Linked DNA regions of Homo sapiens: region 2 is linked to region 1. A link is an interaction called in ENCODE POLR2A ChIA-PET data of the cell type or tissue named here. Cell type or tissue: GM12878. All regions are shown on one strand. Links, peaks and the distances in the headings refer to the core of each region. The heading gives the core; the rest is flanking DNA. Region 1 overlaps PPTC7 (protein phosphatase targeting COQ7). Region 2 overlaps RAD9B (RAD9 checkpoint clamp component B).

Region 1 (8,718 bases), core at 2,403-7,402:
TTTTGTTCTTTTCTTTTTTTTTTTTGGTGGGTGGGGGGTGCGGGTATGGAGTTTCGCTCTTGTTGCCCAGGCTGGAGTGCAATGGCGCCATCTCGGCTCACTGCAACCTCCGCCTCCCGGGTTTAAGTGATTCCCCTGCCTCAGCCACCTGAGTAGCTGGGATTACAGGCGCGCGCCATCACGCCCGGCTAATTTTTGTATTTTTAGTACAAACGGGGTTTCATCATGTTGGCCAGGCTGTACTCGAACTCCTAACCCCAGGTGATCCACCAGCCTCGGCCTCCCAAACTGCTGGGATTACAGGCATGAACCACCGCGCCCAGCCCATATTTTACTTTTGCTTTGAATAGATGGCACCCTTTGTTCTGCACCTCAAATGACAGGTGTCACGGGCACCTTCAGTAGATTCCTGTTTTGTATGTAGCACTAAACCAGTGGTTTTTAGCTTTCCTTGATTCACAACCCCTGAGGATCAGGACCCTGTGCACAGAGATAAAATTTTGCATGGGCTCTTAGGAACTTTGCTGACTCCATGACTCCTCTGATACCACCTGGAGGTCCATGCATAGGAATCAGATCAAGAACCCCAGCTCTGTACCCTTGAAGGGAATGCCAGCAGACACAGTCAGATACTGGTAGCTGATGTGACCAAAAGGTGGTTGTTAGCCATGTTTGACAAAGATCAAGCATGCACATATGCAAATGGTGGGGGATAGGGGCAGTGAAGGACAGGTTCTCCAGGACTGTCCTGTTGTGGAGGAGCTCTTCCGGACGGCAGTCTTGGAAGCCACCTGAAATAACTTCATGAGTTGGCCTCATTTGATCCTTGGCTGTCCTGAACCAGTTCATATGATGGTGACTTCTATTTAGTTGATACCGTAAAAGGTGATGACTTTTTTTTTTTTTTGAGATAGAGTCTTGCTCTGCCACCCAGGCTGGAGTGCAGTGGCACGATTTTGGCTCGCTGCAACCTCTGCCTCCCAGCTTCAAGCGATTCTTGTGCCTCAGCCTTCCGAGTAGCTGGGACTACAGGCATGTGCCACCTCACCCGGCTAATTGTTTGTATTTTTTTAGTAGAGATGAGGTTTCGCCACGTTGCCTAGGCTGGTGTCGAACTCCTGACCTCATGTCATCCACCTGCCTCAGCCTCCCAAAGTGCTAGGATTACAGGTGTGAGCCACAGTGTCTGGCTAAGGTGATGACTTTGAATGACTCTTTAATACTGCTGTCAACTCTAGAGGTTGGAGTTACAACCTGAATTACATTAAAAGGCTATGTTGAGTAATAACGTTACGTTGAACTTAAGTGCTTTTGAACCTTTTGGTTCTGTAGATAATTAATTTTCTTTGAATTGACACCATATTTATTACTGAGTATCCGTGTAACAGATTATTCACTGTGGTCATCTAGGACTCCTTGACTGGAATGAAAGCTGTTTCTTTCTTTTTATATGAGAAAGAGAAATCTCTTTTGTTTCTTTAATTTAAAATTGATCTGTCCTATTAGTCATGCAGTGACTAATAGTGCTTGGTGCTTCACAACATTTTGTATAGTCCCCACTGTATTTCGTTTCGGAAAAACTGACTATGTTGGGTGTGGTGAGACATAGGAACCACTCCTATCATTCTCTAGAAAATTGTCAAAGGTGCTTTCTCTTTACTAGGTCCAACAGGAGTAAACCAGTACTAGCGGGAGCCGTGTACACTTTTCTTGTTCCTTCTTCCCTGTGGCTAATTCTGAGTTCTCTTATTACTCTACGTGGCATGGCTTCCTAGGTGCACAAAAATATGAGAACTGCATGTTGTAATACCTGGGCTTCCCACAGCCTTATGCTACTTAACAATAGAATCAAAGACTGTTGAGAATTGTAACACTTAGAAACCTTGGAGTCTAGTTTTTTTCACCTCACTGATGAGAAAACAGGCCTCCAGAGAGTCAGATGACTTCCCCAAGGTTACTCTACTAGTTATTGGTGGAACTGAGGCTGACACCTATCTCAGTCTCTCATCTGAGACTCCCTTTCCCAGTCCTGTCCCCGTTAGACCACTGGTCAAGTTTTCTTGATGATATATGTGAATTAAAAACCAGTCAGTCTCCTGATACTTTTGTGCTTCGAATGCTTTTCCTGGGTGTGTGTGTGTGTGTGTTTATAACTTCTTTATTCACTCTGACTCATAACTGATGTGCAACAAAAACTCCTCTGCATGCTAAACCACAGTTTAGAGAAACCACTTATTTTAAAAATGGCAGCCTGGTCTGTGCCATATAAATTTTGACCTCTGAATATTGAGTTGTAAAGTATTTATTATGAAACTGTGGGATGTTTATTTAAGCTTAAACTTGAAACCTAAAAGTGAAATTAAAATAATTTCATATCCCAGCCTTTGGATCTGATTTTGATCGTGGTCAGGATTTTGAAGTGTTTTTGTGAGTAATGTCAGTCTTAAAAGTAGTTGTCTTGAGGTGTAAAGATCATATGAACAAAATTAAGATCTAAATTATATTTAGGAAGTGAATGGATGAGGTAGAATTTGGTGTTTTCAAACAGTCATGATCATTTTAATGTACTTATAGAACCTCTATTCTGAAAGTGAGTTGTCCTTTTAAAAAAGTAGTCACCTTCAGAGTGTGTGTGTGCACCCACTGACTTCAGTCTTTCAAGAAGTCCTTGTTGGAATTTTCCTCAGCTAGATTTCAAGCCATGTCAGGACACCACTCTCATTATATTACCATAATTTTTTTTTCTTTTTTTTTTTAATTTTACTTTTTTTAAATTCCAGGATACATGTGCAGGACATGCCATAATTTTCTTAAAGTCAGATTCCAGCATCATCTACCTGTTGATAGCAAATATGACCCTGAGTGAATTTTTTTTTTTTTTTTTTTTTTGAGACAGAGTCTCGCCCTTGTGCCCAGGCTGGAGAGCAGTGGCGCGATCTTGGCTCACTGCAACCTCTGCCTCCTGGGTTCAAACAGTTCTTCTGCCTCAGCCTCCCAAGTAGCTGGGATTACAGGCACCCACCATTACACCTGGCCAATTTTTATATTTTTAGTAGAGACGGGGTTTCACCATGTTGGCCAGGCTAGTCTCGAACTCCTGACCTCAGGTGATCCACCTGCCTTGGCCTCCCAAAGTGCTGGGATTACAGGCGTGAACCACGTGCCCAGCCCCTTGAGTGAATTTTTAAAAACTGATATGTATAATTCACATTCCATAGCATGTATCCTTTTAAAGTGTACAGTTCAGTAGTTTTTACATTCACAAAGTTGTACAGCCACTGCCACTATCTAGTTCCAGAATGTTTTTCATCACCCCCCAAGAAACCCCCTATCCATTAGCAGTCACTCCCCATCTCCCTGGCAACAGAAAGCAGATTCTGTCTGTGGATTTGTGTTTGAGACATTTCATACAAATGGATCGTGTAATATGTGGCCTTTTCCTTAGCATGTTTTCCCTTAGCATGTTTTCAGAGTTCATCCATGTTGGAGCATGTGTCAGTACTTCCTCCCTTTTTATGACTGAATAATGTTCCATTATATTTATATACCACATTTTGTTGATCCATTCATCTGTTGATGGCCATCGAGTTGTTTCTACTTTTGGCTATTGTGAATAGTGCTGTGCACATTTGTGTGCAAGCTTTTGTATGGACATGTTTTTAATTTGAGGGGATATATACCTAGGAGTAGAATTGCTGGGTCATATTGTAACCCTGTTTAACTTTGTGAGGAATATAGCTGTTTTTTTATGTAGCTATATAATATTAATATACATATAATTATTTTATATAAGGGAAAATACTTTAAAAATTGCAGCAATCAAATATATAAATTCTGAGATCAATCAGTACTTTAAATATGCCTGATTTCATAATGAGCTGTGTGCTTCCAAGAGAAAATTGTGGAATATTAATAAGGAAGTGTGAGTGGATTTAGTAAAAGAGCCATCTAGGACTAATGAAATAGCAGGGTTTAGGAAGCCATTGACTAGTGGCTTTCTGACTATTCTGAGTGGTCTTTCATTCTGTAATACATAAGATTACAGGGTTGATGGATAGAGGAGGTTTGCTGTTTGCTTTTTAAACTTCTGTTCCTTGGTATTTTTCTCATTTTGCTATATAGGTGTGTTGCAGTTTTATAAGTTACTTATTAAGGTACCTTTATTTTTGAAGTCATTTCTTCATTTGTTATAGCTTCAGAGCTACTTTTCCTTTGTTCACAAATCTTTTGAGATTTTCTAGCTTAGTTTAAAATTTTCCTAACTTACAGTTTATCTCTTGATTTGTTAACAGTCTCTGTAAAGGATTCTGGTTGAATCCTTTTGTAGTGCAAGTAATTGAATTTTAGAAGCATAACTGTTTATTAAGGAGGTTTTAAATTGTAGCAGAAGGTAGATTACAGATGCAAGCTGTTGTGGAGCTTTTTTTTTTTTTTTTTTTTTTTTTTTTGAGGTGGGGTTGCTGCATGGGAGGAGGCTGTACCCTGAACTTTAGCACTGGTTTGTGAAACTGGGCAATACATAACCTGAATTGTTGCAACAGTATCCAAATGGAGTTTGTACTAGTGTGTGACACCAGAAGCACTACACCGGGTTAGAATGTGACCTACAACCATGTCCTTTGAGTAGCTCAAATGCTAAAGTTAAGTTCAAGCTAAATGTCAAATTCATTTTATGTTCCCATGCCTTTTAGAGAGAGGTCTTGCCTGGGGCTTTAGGTTCAGAAGTTTTAGGAAAATGCTTTGCAAAAGTAAGTTAGCAGTATTTTATTTCTAAAGAAATTTGACTTTTCAAACTGGAAGTTTTAGTTTATGAAAAATAATGTGAGTTTGCCTTTCAAAATTAGTTGTTAACTTTTGATCTCTTTTTAAGAAGTGATGTCCTGGATCCTAATTTTTGTTGTTAGTAATAAAATTTATGAGTCTGTCTTGTTTGGGAGTCGTCATATATTTTAAAAACCTGATAGGGGCCGGGCACGGTGGGTCACAACCTATAATCCCAGAACTTTGGGAGGCCAAGGCGGGTGGATCATTTGAGGTCAGAAGTTCAAGACCAGCCTGGCCAATATGACGAAACCCCATCTCCACTAAAAGTTTAAAAAAAAAAAAAAAAAAAGCCGGGCATGGTGGCGAGTGCCTGTAATCCTAGCTACTAGGGAGGCTGAGACATGAGAATCGCTTGAACCTGGGAAGCAGAGGTTGCAGTGACCCGAGATCGTGCCACTGCACTCCAGCCTGGATGATAGAGCCAGTCTCTGTCTCAAAATAATAATAATAATAATCTGATAGGGAGTTTTCTGTCTCCCTGAGAACTAAAATAATTTGTTTCCTAACAGTTCACAAAATTGCATATCATAAATCAAGACTTTTTGTAAAAGCTGACCTATTGCAGAGGGCATTAGGCTAACACACGACTTATTATTCATTTCAACTTGAGTTGACAACTGGCACAGCTCTTTCAATTTAGTTTAAAGTTTTTAAAGAAGAAAAGAGATGCTAAATGTTTTTGAATAAAATCTCTAACAGGAAAAATCCCCAACAGGATTGGGGGTTGAGGATTGGGCAATGGGGAAGGACAGAAGCTTTTCTTTAAGGAGTAAAAATGCTTCATTCTTTTTTTTTTCTAAGCCAGTTGTTTCATATCTGACACAAAACATGATTCTCCCATCCTTCTAGTGCTTTATATAGTGCCTTAGAAGTTGCAAAGCATTTTTATGTTTTACCTTATTTAATCTTTGTAACTACGAAGCTGCTGCTCTTATCTCCACTTAATGTGAATCTGTTTCCTCATCTATAAAACTGACACATCAAGTAAGGGTGGTATAGTTAGTATTATATTGGGACTTGAACCTAGGTCTCTTGCTTGCATGTCTAATGCTTTTAATTTTTTTTTTTTTTTTTTTTTTTTTTTTTTTTTAATTATTGTGGAGACAGAGTCTCTCTGTGTTGCTTGGGCTGGTCTCAAATTCCTGGGCTCCAGCAATCCTCCCACCTCAGCTTCCCAGAGTACTGGGATTTAAGGCATGAACCACGTGCCCAGCCTGTGTAGTGCCTTTATTTATTTATTTATTTATTTAGAGACAGAGTTTTGCTCTTGTTGCCCAGGCTGGAATGCAATGGCACAATCTCGGCTCACCGTAACCTCCGCCTCCCGGGTTCAAGCGATTCTCGTGCCTCAGCCTCCCGAGTAGCTGGGATTACAGGCATGTGCCACCACACCCGACTAATTTTGTATTTTTAGTAGAGACGGGGTTTCTCCATGTTGGTCAGGCTGGTCTTGAACTCCCAATCTCAAGTAATCTGCCCGCCTCGGCCTCCCAAAGTGCTGGGATTACAGGTGTGAGCCACCGTGCCTGGCCTGTGTAGTGCTTTTAAATAAATGGATGTTTAGTGCTTATAAAAGTAACACATCTTCAGAAAAGTACCATATAAAACACCTATAAATCATAACTCAGCTATAGTAAGCTATAGTCATTGTGGTTCCCTCTAGCCTTTGTGTATATAATTGTATACATGTTATTAAAAAACAGAATACATGTTGGATTAATATGCATCCTACTCTGTAAAGCTTTTAAAAAGTTGCAACAGTGTGCAAATGGAGTTTTTAATAGTGTGTGACTCCAGAAGCATGCTGGAGTGCATGTTTCCATACTGGTAAGCATAACTGCATCATATTCTCCTGCATGTATAGCCCATCAGTTACTAAACCAGTCCTCTATTTGTAGTTATTTAGGTTGTTTCCAATTTTCTGTTATAAATAACACTAGAATGAGTATCTCTTTACATCTGAATATTTCCTCAGGGTAATTCCTTGAAGAGGAATTCCTGGGTCAAAGCCTATGAGCATTTGCAAGGCCTTTGATATAAAGATGACCATAGGGCCGGACGTGGTGGCTCACGCCTATAATCCCAACACTTTGGGAGGCCAAAGTAGGTGGATCACTTGAGGTCAGGAGTTTGAGAGCAGCCTGGCCAACATGGTGAAACCCCGTCTCTACTGAAAATACAAAAATTAGCTGGGCGTAGTGTCGGGCGCCTGTAATCCCAGCTACTCTGGTGGTTGAGGCAGGAGAATCACTTGAACCCGGGAGGCGGAGGTTGCGGTGAGCTGAGATCATGCCACTGCACTCCAGCCTGGGTGACAGAGTGAGACTCGTCTCAAAAATAAATAAATAAATAAATAAATAAAAACTTAAAAAAGATTACGATAGGTCCTCCAGAAAGGTTATATATTACTTTCCCAACTGTGGTGAAATTGCTCTCATCAGCAAGCTTATTGTTGATCTTGAGTCTGTCTCACTTAAGAATTTATAAATTTACTAGGTTCCTAAATAGTTGTTTTTGAGGTGAATAAGTTCTAGAATGGATTGAATTGTTGGTATGAATCCTAAGGACTACAAAATGACTGCAAAAACTTTGCCAGAGACTACGAAAGTGACTTTCTACAAAGAGTGCTTTCTGCTGAAGGGCCCAGTACTATTTTTACTTGGTGAATTCCAACACACGTTTGCACTGTTCTCGTATTCATTAACAGAGTATTTTGAAGAGAAAGGGAATTTATTTCTTTTTGGACTACTCTGTACATTGTTATCTTTTTTGTTTTTTGTTTTTTGTTTTTAAGACGGAGTCTCACTCTGTCACCCAGGCAGGAGTGCAATGGCGTGGTCTTGGCTCACTGCAGCCTCCACCTCCCGGGTTCAAGCGATTCTCCCTCAGCCTCCCTAGTAGCTGGGACTACAGGCACATGCCACCACACCCGGCTAATTTTTGTATTTTTAGTAGAGATGGGGTTTCACTATGTTGGCCAGGCTGTTCTTGAACTCCTGACCTCGTGATCCACCCACCTTGGCCTCCTAAACTTCTGAGATTACAGGTGTGAGGTGAGCCACTGCACCTAGCCACGTTGTTATCTTTCAAGGATGCTGTTATCTAGCAAGTTTTTTGACTTACCAAAATTAGTCTATGCTGTCATTTGAGGTAAATGCAAAAGGTTGGCTGGGCTGAATGAGGCAAACAAAAAGTGCTTCTGTTTTCATATCTGCTATGTTTGAATAGCAATTTGGGGCAAGAAAATAAGATTTAAGCTATTTCCATAAGAGCTAGAAAACTGTTTATGGCCTCTAGGTTGACCACTAATTGGTGATGGAACCATTAGTGTTTCTATGAAATTAGAAAGTCTAAATAAGGATGCCTTATGTATGCATTGTTCTTAGAAATCCATTTCTCTTGGTTTTGAAAGGCCATTTTGATCCTGTCATTTTTTTCTTATTACAATACACAATTCACCAAACAATCAATGGTCTTTGAATAACAAGGTTAGTATGTTTTGTGGATGCCTGAAGCTCTTTAGTATGAAACCCTATATAGGCTATGTTTTTTCCTGTACATTCATACACACCTGTGATAAAGTTTAATTTATAAATTAGGCACAGTTAGAGGTGAGCAGCAATAATTACTGTACAATTCTATACATGAGTATTTATAGATCATTTGACTTCGTGAAGTCAATTAATACTGTAGGGGCAACCCACCCCTACATCTGGGATTTTTTCCTTGTGTTGTCATTACAATCTATTAAACAGCTTCCAGGGGCATCAGAAACTGAAATGCTATCTTCTTCTGTTTGAAATGGTTCTAAAGCTGCTTTAATAATGGCCCAATCATTCCATACTGTAAGTGGAATGATATTACCCTTCCTACCTGCTTGTTTTAGTTCCTTAC
Region 2 (8,718 bases), core at 1,230-6,229, 62 kb after region 1:
CTTATCTCTGTATAGTGGGATATCAGGTGACTTAAAAAATTTTTTTTGTATTTTTAATTTTCTTCAATGAATATCAATTATATAAGTAGTAAGAACAAAGATTGAGTGATATATATATACATATTTATTATTATTATTATTTTAGACAGAGTCTTGCTCTGTCGCCAGGCTGGAGTGCCGTGGCGTGATCTTGGCTCACTGCAACCACCGCCTCCCAGGTTCAAGTGATTAATCCCCTGTCTCAGCCTCCCAAGTAGCTGGGACTATAGGTGCACACCACCACGCCCCACTAATTTTTTGTATTTTAATAGAGACGGGGTTTCACCATGTTGGCCAGGATGGTCTCGATCTTCTGACCTCATGATCCGCCTGCCTCAGCCTCCCAAAGTGCTGGGATTACAGGCGTGAGCCACCGCACCCGGCCAAATGATATATTTTTTAAAGGATCAAACAATGTCTTAAATATACATTCATCTCCAACAAGAAGGCTCATGTCACTCCTAATATACTAGCATAGAAGAAGTTTAATAATAAGATTAAACAACTAGATTGCCAGTCAACTATAACTTCATTAGAAAGCTACTCACAAGGGACAGTTTCTCCTGGCTACTAAATGGCCATCTTTATTCAGAGATGGCATGATGGTACATAAAACAGACCCTTTCACTAGGCAATTTGTGACACCAGGCAAGCCACAGTTTCTCTGTGCTTCAATTTTTTTTTTTTTGAGACAAGATCTTGCTGTCTTGCCTGGGCTGGAGTGCAGTGGCACAATCATGGCTCACTGCAGTCTCAAACTTACGGGCTCAAGCAATCCTTCCACCTTAGCCTACCAAGTAGCTGACACTACAGGTGTGCACCACCATGCCTGGCTATTTTTCTTATGTTTTGTAAAGATGAGGTGTCACTATGTTGCCAAGGCTGGTAACTCCCCTCAAGTGATCCTTCTGCCTCAGCCTCCCAAAGTGTCCAACTGCTTCATATGTGCTTTATATGTGCTTTCAATTTCTTCATATGTAAAATGGGGATAATAATAGTACCTACATACATCTTAGAGTTGTTATGAAGATCAAATGACTTCATAAATGCAAACTATTTAGAACAGAACCTGGCACAAACACTACAAAAGTCATGTGACCCAACTTAAGCCCTGGTTTTTCACTTTAAAATAATAGTTCTTTCCTTTGTATCCTCTCCTTACTGCTGTCACCAAAAACATATTATCTAAGGTCAAAGAGTCTCAAACAGCTTGTTGTGCCAAAAGACCGTAGCAAATTTTCTTTTTTCTTTTATTTGAGACAGAGTCTCTGTCGCCCAGGCAATGGAGTGCAATGGTGCAATCTTGGCTCATTGCAACCTCCACCTCCCGGGTTCAAGCGATTCTCCTGCCTCAGCCTCCTGAGTAGCTGGGATTACAGGCCTGAGCCACCACACCCAGCTAATTTTTTTATTTTTAGTAGAGATGGGTTTTCGCCATGTTGGCCAGGCTGGTCTCGAACTCCCGACCTCAGGTAATCCACCTGCCTCAGCCTCCCAAAATGCTGGGATTACAGGCGTGAGCCACAGCACCTGGCCCCATTCTCCTAGTTTTAAAACACCCTGAATTTCAAAGCCAAATATTTTAATTGCTGATTGTGTTAAACTTGTTGGATCTCTTAAAGCTTTTTCCAACCTTTCTACATCTTACTGCTTTTTAGACAGGAATAAAATTATGTCACTAATATTTGCAGTATGGTTAGTAATCGAGAGACAGGAAGTAATAACCCATCAAAACACCATTTCAGATACAATCTTTACCCATTGATTCCTCATTAGAACTCTTGAGGCAAAAATTCAGTGGAGTAACAGCAAGAGTAACTTCCTCTTGACTTGATGTAAAAAGAACAATGGCATCAGCAAGCAATCTATAAAATGTAAAGAACAGTATTAACATTATTTGAAAAACAAACAGAAAGACATACCTTATTAACTGGGACTCAAATCTCTAATCTGGAAATAAATAATTACTTGGCCTGGGTTTAGAAAAATTTACCCAAACTCCTACCTTCTTTCTTATACATAGCTGCTATATTTTCAGCATATTTTAAAATTATAACTTCATTTGAAGGCCAAGAGAATAGCAAAATATATCCTTAGTAAAACACATGAACGCTGCAGTACAAACAAAATTCCAGAATAAAATATCTTTAATTATATGTTTTTGTATGCCCAGTTACTTATGCCCTAGATCATACTGTAAAGGGAGATACTGGAAAGTGAAGCTGTTCAAAAACAACTCAGGTGAATTATGCTGGAGACCTAGATGTGGGGGCAGAGGTTTCTAAGCAGCCTGCTGCCTATATTCTTTCCCTTTGCTCCTTTCCTCGACTGTTACCTGTTGCTTTCAAGGTTCTCTTGACATCCCAAATGCCCTTTTATTCTGGCTCCTTTTTTCAAAAACAGTTTTATTGAGATATAATTCCCATATGACATAATTCACAGATTGAAAATTGTTTGATTTGCATTTCCCTAATGACTAATGATGTTGGGCATCTTTTCAGGTGCTTACTGATATTTTCTTTGAAGAAATGACTATTAAAATCCTTTACTTATTTTTTACAGCTGGGCTGTCTTTTTATTATTGTATTATAAATTCTGCACTCCTTTTGACATTGAGATATTATTAAGATAAAATAAAATTCTTAGAATTTATGTAATCTTGTTGTTAATCTGATGTTAGACATTGGTTTAACGGTGTTTCTTGCTATCAAAATGTCAGGAACACCTACAAAATTCATTTGGGAACTTTTCCAGTGTTAAGCGGGGGCAGTTATACAAGATACCAAATAATTTGATACAAAAAAAATGACAACATGAATGGGCAATTCAAAAAGGAAGGGAGGAAGGAAGGAAGCAAGGAAGGAAGGAAGGAAGGAAGGAAGGAAGGGACCAGATGTGGTAGCTCACGCCTGTAATCCCAGTACTTTGGGAGGCTAAGGCAGATGGATCACTTGAACTCAGAAGTTTGTCTCAATCAGCCTGAGCAACATGGCGAAACCCCGTCTCTATAAAAAAATACAAAAATTAGCCAGGCATGGTGGCTTGCACTAGTAGTCCCAGCTACTCGGGAAGCTGAGGCACAAGAATTGTTTGAACCCAGGAGGTGGAGGTTACAGTGAGCCAAGATCACATCACTGCACTCCAGCCTGAGCAACAGAGGGAGACTCTGTCTCAAAAATAATAATAATAATAATAATAATAATAATAATAATAATAATAATATAAAAACAATATGGATAAAATATCATTTGGCTCACAAAGTAATGTTCATTAATGTTTAATGCTACAGCTGAACTGAAAACTGGATGCACTTTCAAATAACAGGTTTCAAGTTTCAAATTTCAAGACATATATGCCTTACTCATTATCTAGAGGAAAAAACTGTTAATACTTAGGGCCAAAATCATTTCACATAAAAAATGTTAAAATTTCCTCAAGCTCTGTGTTTTAAGATTCAGACAAGAACCATATAAATGCAACTTGATATAGAAAGCCACTGATGGGGTGTTTTTAGAACTTTCTTGGGTCACTAAATTATTATAGCTACCATTAGTTATTATCCACTATTATCTTTAACAAAGTTTCCTCTTGTCCCTGTATGGTGATTTCTCCAAGTCAAATTTCAGCTTAAAAAAAAAAAATGTAATGGCAGGGCGTGGTGGCTCACGCCTGTAATACCAGCACTTTAGGGGGCCAAGGCAGGTGGATCACGAGGTCAGGAGATCAAGACCATCCTGGCTAACACGGTAAAACCCCCCGTCTCTATTAAAAATACAAAAAAATTAGCCAGGAGTGGCGGTGGGCGCCTGTAGTCCCAGCTACTCGGGAGGCTGAGGCAGGAGACTGGTGTCAACCCAGGAGGCGGAGCTGGCAATGAGCCAAGATCGCGCCACTGCACTCCAGCCTGGGCGACACAGCGAGACTCCATATAAAAAAAAAAAAAATGTGCCGACTGAAAAGCTCTAGGGCATTGATTCTTCACTCCATGATCATACTGTATTCAGGTGAAAAAAACTGACAACAGAGAACTCATTACCTTGGTTGAATCATTAGCGTATTAGTACAAACATTCTTGTCAAAAATAACTTGCAAAGGCTGACTTTCTTGAAAACATATATTATGAGTTCTTTTAATACCTTAAAAAGAATAAAGCCACCTCTTAATAATTTTAAGTACAAAACTAACAAATTAAAGAAGTCTTTAAGTTTCACAGCCAAATTAAAGTAATAAAGTAACATTTACTATCTGGCAAGTGCATATACCTTGGAGAAGCACTATTCCTTAATTAAATGTGTTTATCGCTCCCTAGTGGACACCAAGCAATATGTCATACCTTCTGACCAATCAGGCAGGAGAGTTCCCAGACTCCTTTGAAATACAAGCAGTTTCCTTCTTCTTCTTGTTCTTCTTTTGTTAATATATTTTTATTGATACATGGTATTTTAAAATATTTATGGGGTACATGTGGCCAGGCACGGTGGTTCATGCCTGTAATCCCAGCACTTTGGGAGGCCAAGGCAGGTGGATCGCTTGAGGCCAGGAGTTCAAAACCAGCCTGGTCAACATGGCATAACCCTGTCTCTACTAAAAATACAAAAATCAGTCGGGCATGGTGGTGCATGCCTGTAATCCCAGCTACCTGGGAGGCTGAGGCACAAGAATCACTTGAACCTGGGAAGCAGAGGTTGCCATGAGCCAAGATTGTGCCACTGTACACTCCAGCCTGGGTGACAGAGTGAGACTCTGTCTCAAAAAGAAAAAAAAAAAAAAGGCCAGGCACGGTGGCTCACGCATGTAATCCCAGCACTTTGGGAGGCTGAGGCGGGCGGATCATGAGGTCAGGAGATAGACACAATCCTGGCCAACATGGTGAAACTCCGTCTCTACTAAAATATAAAAAACTAGCCGGGCGTGGTGGCATGCGCCTGTAATCCCAGCTACTTGGGAGGCTGAGGCAGGAGAATCACTTGAACCCAGGAGGTGGAGGTTGCAGTGAGCCGAGATCGTGCCACTGCACTCCAGCCTGACAACAGAGCGAGACTCTGTCTCAAAAAAAAAAGAAAAAATGTATGGGGTACATGTGACAGATATTTTGTTACATGCACAGACTGTGTAATTATCAAGCCAGGATATTTGGGGTGTCCATCACCTCAAGTATTTATCATTTCTATGTGTTAAGAACATTTTAAGTCCTCTCTTTTAGCTACGTTGAAACACAGAATACACCGCTGCTAACTTATAGTCACCCTACTCTGCTACCCCACATTAGAACTTATTCCTTCTACCTAACTGTATGTTTGTACCTACTGACCAACCTCTCTTCATACTCACCCACACACCATTACCAGCCTCTGGTATCTACCATTCTACTCTCTACCTCCATGAGATCAACTTTTTAGCGTCCACATTGTGAGAACATGCAATACTTGACTTTCCATGCCTGGCTTATTTCACTTAACATAGTGACCTCTAGTTCCATCCACGTTGCTGCAAATGACAAGATTTCATTATTTTTATGGCCAAATAGTATTCCATTGTGTATATATACTACATTTTCTTTATCCATTAGTCCACTAATAGACACTTAGCTTGATTCCGTAACTTTGCTATTATAAATGGTGCTGCAATAAACACAGGGATGTAGGTATTTCTTTGATATATTTTTTTTTCCTTTGGATAAAGACTCAGTAGTGGGATTGCTGGATCATGTGGTACTTCTATTTTTAGTTTTTTAAGAAATCTCCAAAATACAGGTAGTTTCTTAAATTGCGTGTAAAATAGTGATTGCAGACTACAGATCATATCTCTATTACTCTCTTTCAGTACCCTCCATCCAGGACTGATATTTCTAAACAGGACTTTTGACAGATTTCAACATCTGGTTTGTTAATTCTTTTCTTTTCTTTTCTCTCCTCTTCTCTCTTCCTTCCCTCCTTCTTCCTTTCTCTCTTTCTTTTTTTTTTGACAGGGTCTCAACCTGTTGCCAAGGCTAGACTGTTGTGGTGTGATCTCAACTCACTGCAACCTCCAACTCCTGGGCTCAAGTGATCCTCCCATCTCAACCTCCCCAGTAGCTGGGACTAGAGGCGCACTCTACCACACCTGGCTAATTTTTGTATTTTTGGTAGAGACAAGGTTTCTCCATGTTGCCGAGGCTGAATTATTGTCCTTTTAGAGGAAGAGGAGAGGTAGCAATAATGAGTATGAACCTATGTGCCAGGAACTGTAGCATACATATTACATACATTCTCTCTGATCCTCACAATATCCCTGTGGGGTAGCTAGGATGGCCTCACTTTCATGTCTGGGGCCTCAACTGGGACAACTGAGATGGCTAAGGCCTCTCACCTATTCTTTAATCCTCCAGAAAGCTATTCCATGCTTGTTCTCATGCTGGTGGAAAGGTTCTTAGGGCAACAGTGGAAGCTGACAGGACTCAGCTCGGAACTCACACAATAACACTTATGGTGCATTCTACCGGTATCAAAGCAAATCTAAGGCCGGGTGAAATTCAAAATGAGGAAACATCTCCAGGTATTGAAGGGAGGGGCTGCAGATAATTGGTGACAATTTTTTTTGTGATCTACCACATAAGGGACTATTTTAGGAGCTGGAACTAGCAGAGAACAAATCAGACAAAAATCTGTCTTCACAGGGCTAACATTTTACAGAGGGGAGATAGATAGCAAGAAAATAAATGAATAAAACAGTAGGCAAGGGAGCAGGGCATACACCCTGAGGAGGAAACATGCCAGGGCTTCTGAATCATGGAGGACCTTATAGGCCATTCTGAGATCTTTGGCTTTTACCCTGGGTAAAATGGGGAGCTACTGGGAGAGTTTTGAGCACCGAAGTGACATAATATGACCTATTTTAAAGGGATCACTGTGACTGCTGTTTTGAGAAGACACAAAGCTCAAAAGATGACATATTTTACGTATTTAAAAAATATTTTCAAGTTACTTTTGGTGGAATAGGTAATAGATGCACATGGGACAAAATGCAAAAGATATAAAAGAACAGTGAGAGTGAGTCACCCTCCATCCCTGACTCCTGCCACCCTAGAACCTACACAGAAGCAACTACTGCTACCAGTTTCTTAGGTGTTCTTTAGAAATAACCTATACATATATAAGTGTGTTTATACCTGTATAACAAATATTTGAATCAAGTGAATATTGGTATTGCTGAGGATGTGCAAGCTGAGAAGTGTCTTTTCTTTGTCATCCCCAATGCTCTATTCTTGCTACTTGTTTTCTTCCTTTTTTCTTATAAGCACACACTAGACACCCTCAACCGGTATTTTTTCACACTTCTCCTTCATCTTAGACTGCCATCCCAGGCTGGGCATGGTGGCTCACACCTGTAATTCCAGCACATTAGGAGGCTGAGGCAAGAGGACTGCCTGGCTCAGGAGTTTGAGACCAGCTTCCAAAACACAGTGAGACCTTGTTATCTATTAAAATTTTTTTAAAAATTAGCCAGGTGTGAAAAAAAAATTAGCCAGGTGTGGTGGGCGTGGTTGCTCATTCCTATAATCCCAGCACTTGGGAGGCTGAGGCAAGCAGATCACTTGAGCCCAAGAGTTCAAGACCAGCCTGGGCAACATGGTGAAACCCCATCTCTACAAACAATATAAAAAATTAGGGCCGGGCATGGTGGCTTATGCCTGTAATTCCAGCACTTTGGAAGGCCAAGGAGGGCAGATCACGAGGTCAGGAGATCGAGATCATCCTGGCTAAGACGTTGAAACCCCGTCTCTACTAAAAATACAAAAAAAAAGTTAGCCGGGCATGGTGGCAGGCGCCTGTAGTCCCAACTACTCGAGAGGCTGAGGCAGGAGAATGGCGTGAACCCAGGAGGCGGAGCTTGCAGTGAGCTGAGATCGCACCACTGCACTCCAGCCTGGGCGACAGAACCAGACTCCGTCTTAAAAAAATTAAAATAAAAAAATTAGCCAGGTATGGTGGCACGCTCCTGTGATCCCAGCTACTCTGGAGGCTGAGGTAGGAGGATCACCTGAGTCTGGGAAGTCAAGGCTGCAGTGAGCCAAGATCACGCCACTGCACTCCATCCTGCTCCATCCTGGGTGACAGAGTGAGACTTTGTTTCAAAAAAAAGAAAAGAAAAGAAAAGAAGCTGCACCCTGGATCAAACCATGGCGGTGGCTCATGCCTGTAATCCCAGCACTCTGGGAGGCCAAGGCAGGAGAATTGCTTGAGCCCAGGAGTTTGAGACCAGCCTGGGCAACATGACGAGACCCTGACTCTACAAAAATTAAGAACAAAAACAAAAACAACCATGCCTGTGACTTAATTTTGAATTTTTTGTTTACATGAGCCAATACTTTATTTTTTAAGCTAGTTTGAGTTGGACCGTCTGTTTTTATTTGTTACTTGTAACCTAAGGCATAGTATCATATAACTACCCTATAAAAACCATTAAATAATTAACCAATCACAAATACTTACTGGACATGACTCAAGTAAGCTACTTGAGAGATACTGAATACCAAGTATTCACTTTCTGTCTAAAATCTAGTTGGAGATAAGGAAAGAGGATAATTATAGTAACAGCAATCACTAACAAGTACTCCCCCTGGGGCAGGTACTGCGGTATGTACTTTACATATGTGATCTCACTTCATCCTCACAATCACCCCGTAACTTGTGGGTAGGC

What was found. ChIA-PET counts read pairs that join two places held together with the same protein. Peaks named below come from ENCODE experiments on the same cell type or tissue, not always from the same donor. Only the 100,000 strongest peaks of a DNase experiment are listed, where the experiment ranks them.
Region 2: POLR2A ChIA-PET joins it to region 1 with 7 read pairs; 16 of 35 experiments call an interaction of 5 or more read pairs at or near these places.

Annotation. Positions count from the first base shown.
Region 1 is chr12:110,571,338-110,580,055 of GRCh38, reverse strand. The region is part of intron 1 of PPTC7 (protein phosphatase targeting COQ7); the gene reads left to right. Among named protein-coding and RNA genes, the nearest start is that of PPTC7, 7.6 kb to the left of the region's middle. RefSeq lists enhancers at 153-402, 4,419-4,563 and a cis regulatory region at 4,484-4,497. In GM12878, for the core only: no CTCF peak of the experiment used is centred there; no DNase peak of the experiment used is centred there; H3K4me3 peaks cover 1,851 bases; H3K27ac peaks cover 1,657 bases.
Region 2 is chr12:110,508,236-110,516,953 of GRCh38, reverse strand. It overlaps RAD9B (RAD9 checkpoint clamp component B), which reads right to left. Exons shown (of 11, transcript NM_001286535.2): 5 at 4,076-4,175; 6 at 1,798-1,904. Among named protein-coding and RNA genes, the nearest start is that of RAD9B, 10 kb to the right of the region's middle. RefSeq lists a silencer at 1,422-1,665. In GM12878, for the core only: a CTCF peak has its summit at 4,351 (motif pointing left); a DNase peak (open chromatin) is centred at 4,310.